Linked DNA regions of Homo sapiens: region 2 is linked to region 1. A link is a contact called in ENCODE Hi-C or POLR2A ChIA-PET data. All regions are on one chromosome and are shown on one strand. Each heading gives the region's core, a stretch centred on a gene start or an enhancer-like site at or near the end of the contact. The rest is flanking DNA. Distances are from core to core; before and after follow the strand shown.

Region 1 (3,364 bases), core at 169-2,668:
AAGGAAGGTTTCTTGTAAATAATCATTTGTAAAGCCTTCCTTGCTGCTACAGTGCAATAGTCCAAGGAGAAAGAGATCATGGTTAAAGACCTGACAATAATTATTATGGGGATGTTAAGCAAGGTTCCTAAACTCCTGGGCTTGTTTTCCTAGCTGAGAGATGAGGGGCATGAACCAGGTGGCTATTCAAAGGTTTCCAATCTAGAAGGGAATAACTTCATGATTCTTGATCTAGAAGGCTGGGCACAATTTAAGGCGTAGTTGTTCTTCATTCTTTCAAGAGTAGATTTTGCACCATCTTGCACCAGGCATTTTGCAGAGCACCAGGCCCATAGCAGTGAGTGACACACAGCCTCTGCAGGAAGCCCATGGCCTGGTGGGGATCACAGAGAAATCAGCAGGCTATTGGTATGTAGCCTAGGCCAGTGCTGTTCAATAAAACTTTCTGCGATGACGGGAAAGTCTCTATGTGGGCTGCCTGATATTGTGGCCACTGGCCACGTGTGGCTACTAAGAGTTTGAAATGTGCTAGTGTGACCGAGGAACTAATTTTTAATTAAGAGAAATTTAAATAGGCACAAGTGACTAACTGCTAGCACCCAGACCACACAAGCCTAAGTGAGAACCTGATTGGCTAACTTGAGGTGGGAGCCCTGGATATCACCTCATTGGATATCATCATAGCATATCTTTGCCCACAAATTACTCACAGATACTTGGAGAAATAACCCAATCTCATAACACAGCTGGAGAACAATTAGTGGCCAGGTGTAGACATCAGGAGCTGAAAGCGTGGGCATTCAGAAAAGGGAGCCCTTTGCCTGTTATCACGTACTGACTCTTCACGTGATCTTAATTTACACCCAGTTTACCCTCCCAGATGGTCGTGCGGATGCCGTCATCCGTGAAAACCCTCCCAATTCCAGGGCTGCTGTGGATTTCTTAGACTTGAAGAGTCAGAACCAAAAGCTCTTTGCATCCAAGTGAAGGAGAAACCACCGGGCTGCACTGTGTGCTGTGGACAGTGACAGGATGCTGGAGAGCAAATGTGACCTCAAGCAGGAAGGGGGACCCCCGAGGCACCTTCCTATGGATGGCATGCAGTGTAATTAAACCTGGGATCTTCTCAGTTTCTAATGAATTTAGTCAAAGAATGTGCTTTCATCTGCTACAAAAGCGCGTATGGCGAAATTCAATGCGGCAGAGCAAGGGAGATAATTATGGGAAAAGGTCTTGTGAGGCTCTCCTTAGGTTTTTAGAGGACGATAATTTATGCAGAAAACCTAATTTTTACTTAGGAAGACAAATTTATGAAAGCACTGAGCTCTTTTGAAACTACCCATGCACGTGATGAATGTCACAGGGCCCGAGCTGCTCTCCCTTCTGGGGCCTGCTCTGGCCCAGGACACAGAAATGCTCCTGGCAAAAAAACCCAGATGACCTGCCAGAAAGTGGCGAAGCCGTGTAAACCTCCCACTCTAAACACCGCAGGACGAACAAGGCGGGTACGTGTTGGCTTTCTGGGACTCCTGTTCCCCCTTCAAGTCTGCGGCGGGCCTTCCTCAGGCCCCACTGTATCTGTTAGAGGCAGGTGTGCAGACAGGGAGGGCTCCGAGGATGCAGCTCATGGCTCCATTCACCTCTCCTGGTCTGCCAAGGGTGCACTGCGAATGACGGGAGGAACCACCTCCTGGATTTTGGTTTCAGGGTGGCTCTATCAGAAGACCACGTGCACGGCTTATTAAGCAAGAACACAGCAGAGCTGAAGAGTACAAAGTGCTTCTCTTTAGAGAAATGTACTCCCAAGGCTCTGCCAAGGAAAGACTGCTGGAGCAGAGCGCTGTCAGTTATCATGGAACTTTGTTGAAGGAAACAGGGCGATTTGGTGAGAATAAGAATATGCTTTCTGCTTCTGAGCCTAGAGAGTAATTCATCTAATGGTGCTGCAGACACAGGGCTGGGACAGGGCAGGAAATGGAAAGATGGCTAAAAGCTCCTGAAGATGAAAACCCCAGGCTAACAGTCAACCCTCCAGGTGTCGAGGAGGAACTTGCTGCTAACAGTGCGTAGCAAAAATCATGTGTACGTGGAGAGCAATTCCTCAGTTTTAGGGAAGTCTACAGCCACTCCAAGTCTTCAGTATCTGTTTCTTGCGGAGTGCTACAAGGCAAGCACATCAGAAGGTCAAGGCAAATCTCCCCACTCAATGCATCCTCTGGGGTCTGCAACCCCAAGCTCTGCGGGTTGGGGGATGTGATTCTTTCCCTTCCCATCCCCAGCCCCGCAACAATGTCCTGCACCCAGGCTGTCTGCTCCTACCCTCCCGTTGATGTCCCTGATTCAGAGGACCCTCCCCTTGCCCCCCAGGTGCTTTGTATTTTAACATCATCTGCCTTAGCACATTCCCCGGAGGGGCGACTATAATGGCAGATGTGTTGGGCATCGTGGTGGCCAGCGCGGTGGTGGTGGGGGCAGGCACGGTAAAACTGACGGTGTATCACCACTGTGGGCTGTGTTCATCATATTCCCTTAGAGGTGGGGATTCATACACTCCTGGTCTGTGAAGGTTGCTACTCATTCAGGTCAGAGCCTCGGGAAGCCCAAGGCATTCAGAGAACCTGAACAGATACCCTAAATTTCTTCCATTCATGCTCTTATCCATCCACCAGCACAGCTTCCACTGCCCAACACATGCCAGGTATGACGCTAAGCACTTGTGTGTGCACATGGAACATGCCCCTGAGGTACAGGCAAAGGTGGAGCCACCCCTCAACACAGATGCTAAATGGGATGCTGAGAGTGGGAACAATATTGACAGAGCAGAGAAAGGAAAATACTCTACAAGGGGCACTCATGCCCACCAAGTGGGGAGTACCTGGGAAAGAGAACTGTTTTCAATGTGAAAATCACTACTCATTACATATATCATCTCATGAATTATTATTATTCCACTTCACAGATGAGGGAACTGAGGCCAGGAGAAGTTGGGAAGCTTGCCTGAGGTAACTGGCCAAGCACAGCTTGAGCCCGGGCAGCCCATGCATTGAACCTCCATACACGGTGCAGTCACTGAGGATGCAATTGCCCCCACACTCAATCGAGAGCAAAGAACCGGCACCTGCTAAGCTGTGCGGAAGTGGCCACGTGGAGGCTGGGAGCCCTCAGGTACTGTGAACTGCATGCTCGAAACCAGCAGGAAAATCCCTCTTGGGGTTAGAGGTGGAAAGCCGGGGGCATCTGGTCACGGGGCACTGGGACTCGCCTGCAACACAGCGTGGATGTGGCTTTGGGGAGAACAGGTGTTGAGAAGCAGCTAAAATCTTGGACCAGCTTGAAGCAATGACACCTCTGTTCTCCGGGGCCA
Region 2 (3,345 bases), core at 341-2,840, 140 kb after region 1:
CCACGTGAAGCCCAGCAGTTTCAATGCCTGGCTCATATCTTGCTTCCCCAGGGAGCATCCCCAAATCGCCATCATGACCTCTTTCCTCCTCTCCTCCAGAACTCTGGGCCCACCCCAACTGCCTGGGGGTCTGTGTGGCCAAGCCTGTTCTGGGCACTCTCTCTCCCTGCTGCCCCCGACCACAGTAGCCAACGCCTGTACACACGTGATGAAGCAAACACAGCAGAGACCCCAGGACCCTTGCAGGGGCAGCTTCAGGGAAAGGCGTCAGGGATAGGAAACAGGAAGATTTGAGGCAGATCACCTGCCGGCAAGGGACAATGTGCCCCGAGGGATGCACAGATGCTCTTGTCACTGCAACAGCCGAGCCGTCCTCGAGGCTGGGAAATGCATATTTATACTAAGGCAGGCAGCTTTTCAAACTCAGAGGCGAGCCAAGCAGGCCCGTGACAGAAATTCACGGATGTGCCGCTGAACACTCTGCACCAACAAGATGATTAACTGCCTCCCAGAAAGGAAACCAACAGGCCAAACACCATTCAGATGATACCCCCAGGGACAAAGCAGGCAGGAGACTCCGAACCTAAGCTGTGCCCGCTGTCGACCATCAGCCCCACACAGGGAGAGGAGGGGTAATAAAGCATCCCCCAAAAGCACAGTGAGAGAAGCAGCCACATCCCTGGCAGCAGTGGAAACAGTTTATCTTCTAGGAGTGTGTTGTATTTCTTTAAATATTGACACAAAGAATGGCTCATTCCCTTCGCAGGGGCCCAGCAGGCCAAGCACTGGCTTCCTAAGAAATCCACGGGACCCCAACCTATAAGCTGTGTCTCTTCGCTTACAGAGAAGAAAGGTCCCTTTCTGCTCCCCAATTCTGGAGCACGCCTAAGCACAGGGTGCAGTGTGGACACCAGAGCAGAAGGTCCCCTGCAGCAGATGTGAGCGAGACCTCTGTCCCTTCACAGCTGGTCCCAGGTTGCATCCACACCACCACCAAAGCCGACCACCAGTGACGCCTGACGTTTTCTGCTCCACTGGGTGGGAACACTCCCGGCTTTACTGGGCTTTTCCCCTAAGCTTCATTGTCCAGCTCCATCCAAACGCCACGGCAGGGGGTTTGATCTACGACTTGCTAATGGATTGAGAAAGGTACCAGCTCCTTCAGCCCAAAGCCAGTTTGTGCAACCCCATACAGGTTCCAGCAGGCAAATTCTCTGTCTGGTCGTGCACATGAAATTGCCTGTTGCTTTGGAAAGCAGGCTTTGCAAAAGGACCCACTGCATCTGCAGCTGGAAAACGCTCAACAAAACTGGGCAGCAGCTGTCCCGGTGAGACTTTCTGCTAGGCTTTTCCATGAGAAATTCATGTACTGAGAAGGCTAGACCTTTTTGCAGAGGAAAAAATGTAACCCGAAAGCCATTTCTTAAAAAGACCAGAGTGTCTGTTCTCCTTCCCTTGCCTCGGGTGGACTTTTTGGCCAGAGGCCTCCTGCCGGGAGGGAAGCCGGGTGTGCACTCTCAGTCACACATTCTCCCGGCTCTCTCCCTTGGAGGGAACATGAACGCCGCTGATTCAAAAATCAGACACTACTGCGGGAGCTGGCAGGGACCTCTCTCTCCACCCCCACCGCCCCCTGCAACACCAAGCCAGCACCGAGGCCATGCGCTCACTCAGCCGCCTGGCCCATGGCCTTCTGGGGGCCACCATCCCTCCTCCAGCCTCAGGGCTGGACCAGCTGCCAGGAGCTTCCCTGAGCCACCTGGACAGCCCCAGCCAGTGTGCACTTTAAATAATAAACTATGAATTCTTGATCCGTCTGCAGCTCGAGGCAGATTTTCCTATTTAAGCTGGAGGCCTTCTCTGCTTTGAGTTACTAAAGTGGGGCGGGCGTGTGTTGCATAAGAGTCCAGGGGAGAACTGGGAAGAGCCGACACCACTTCTTGTCCAATTCCTCTGTTTGGTGGAGCTGCATGTGGGAAAAAGGATTCAGACACATATGCGCACACACAAAAAATGGCATCATACCCTTTTATTTTTTGTTTCAATGTTTAGATTTTAGCTTTTCTTTCTTAATCAAGTAATATTCAAGAAGAGGTGCCTGCCCTAGCCTCACATCTGGGTTCTCAGAGAGAACATGTCCAACAGATAAGTGAAAAAGGAAAAAAAAAAAATACTTAATATTGACTGTGATTGCCATGCTTAGACTCGTGGGAGAAAAAAGGAAACTTCTTTATGTGTTGCAGTAGACGGATCAAGAATGCATGGTTTATTATTTAAAGTGCATGCTGGCTGGGGCTGTCCAGGTGGCTCAGGGAAGCTCCTGGCAGCTGGCCCAGCCCTGAGGCTGCAGGAGGGATGGTCGTCCCCAGAAGGCCATGGGCCAGACGGCTGAGTGAGCTCATGGCCTCCCAACACCCCAAGGATGTCCACATCCTAATCCCCAGAACCTACGAAAATGTGAACTTACATGGTAAACGGGGCTTTGCAAATGTGATCCAGCTAAGGTTTTGAGATGCACACGTTATCCTGGATTATCTGGGTGGCTTTGATGGGTCTTTAGATGAGGGAGGCAGAGGGAAATCTGACTACAGAAGAGAATTGTCAGAGTGACGCAGTGTGAAAAAGACTCAACAGCCACTGCTGACTTTGAAGGAGGGGGAAGAGGCCATGAGCCAAGGAATGCAGGCAGCCTCTGGGAGCTGGAAAAAATGAGGAAACAGATTCTCCCCTGGAACCTCCAGAAGGAATGAAGGCCTGCTGACACTTTGATTTTACCCCAGTGAAACTGATTGCAGACTTCTGACCTCCAGAGCCGTAAGATAATATATTTGTGTTATTTTACAACACTAAGTTTGTGGTAATTTGTTAGAGCGGTAATAAGAAAGTAATGCCTGAGTCTTGCCTTCCTGCCAGAATGCCTTGGATACAATGAAGACAATGAACTGCAGATACAGTGTGATGCTCAGCCCTTCAGGAGTCAGCAAAGCACTTCAGGATTACAGAAAACCAAATGAGGCAATCAGGGTGGACTTTCTGGAGAAGGTGACATCCAAATTGGGCCTCCAAAACCAAGAGAGATTTTCAAGAGCAGTACAAAGATAGACACAAAAAGGTCACTCCATACAGTCCCATGAGCCTAAGTATAACTTTAATGTACCAAAGGCCCTGTGACCTAGGGATGTGCAATCTAGGGTGACCTCCATTAAGTAATAATACATAAATAAAGGGAGGCCCTTACACATTTAAATTGGAAAATCTAGATACAATTTTCTAGGAAAATACAATTTACCAAAATTGATCCCATAAGCATACAAAGCTTAAACAGATCAATTTTCACGGAAGAAA

What was found. Hi-C counts contacts between places; a loop is a spot of excess contacts on that map. ChIA-PET counts read pairs that join two places held with the same protein, here RNA polymerase II (POLR2A).
Region 2: a loop to region 1 is called in a map of aorta, with 2.0 times the contacts of the local background. The contact joins two enhancer-like sites. A Hi-C loop is called at or near these places in 3 of 168 maps with a recorded cell type or tissue (aorta, esophagus muscularis mucosa and vagina). POLR2A ChIA-PET finds 5 or more read pairs at or near these places in 2 of 52 experiments (both WTC11).

What each region holds. Positions count from the first base shown.
Region 1 is chr15:100,166,547-100,169,910 of GRCh38, forward strand. All of the region lies in intron 8 of ADAMTS17 (ADAM metallopeptidase with thrombospondin type 1 motif 17), which reads right to left. Among named protein-coding and RNA genes, the nearest start is that of ADAMTS17, 170 kb to the right of the region's middle. Within about 2 kb of position 1,419, at least 7 of the 41 ENCODE cell types and tissues checked have a DNase peak (open chromatin) inside an H3K27ac peak, as active enhancers do.
Region 2 is chr15:100,309,671-100,313,015 of GRCh38, forward strand. The region is part of intron 3 of ADAMTS17 (ADAM metallopeptidase with thrombospondin type 1 motif 17); the gene reads right to left. Among named protein-coding and RNA genes, the nearest start is that of ADAMTS17, 31 kb to the right of the region's middle. RefSeq lists an enhancer at 1-447. Within about 2 kb of position 1,591, at least 8 of the 41 ENCODE cell types and tissues checked have a DNase peak (open chromatin) inside an H3K27ac peak, as active enhancers do.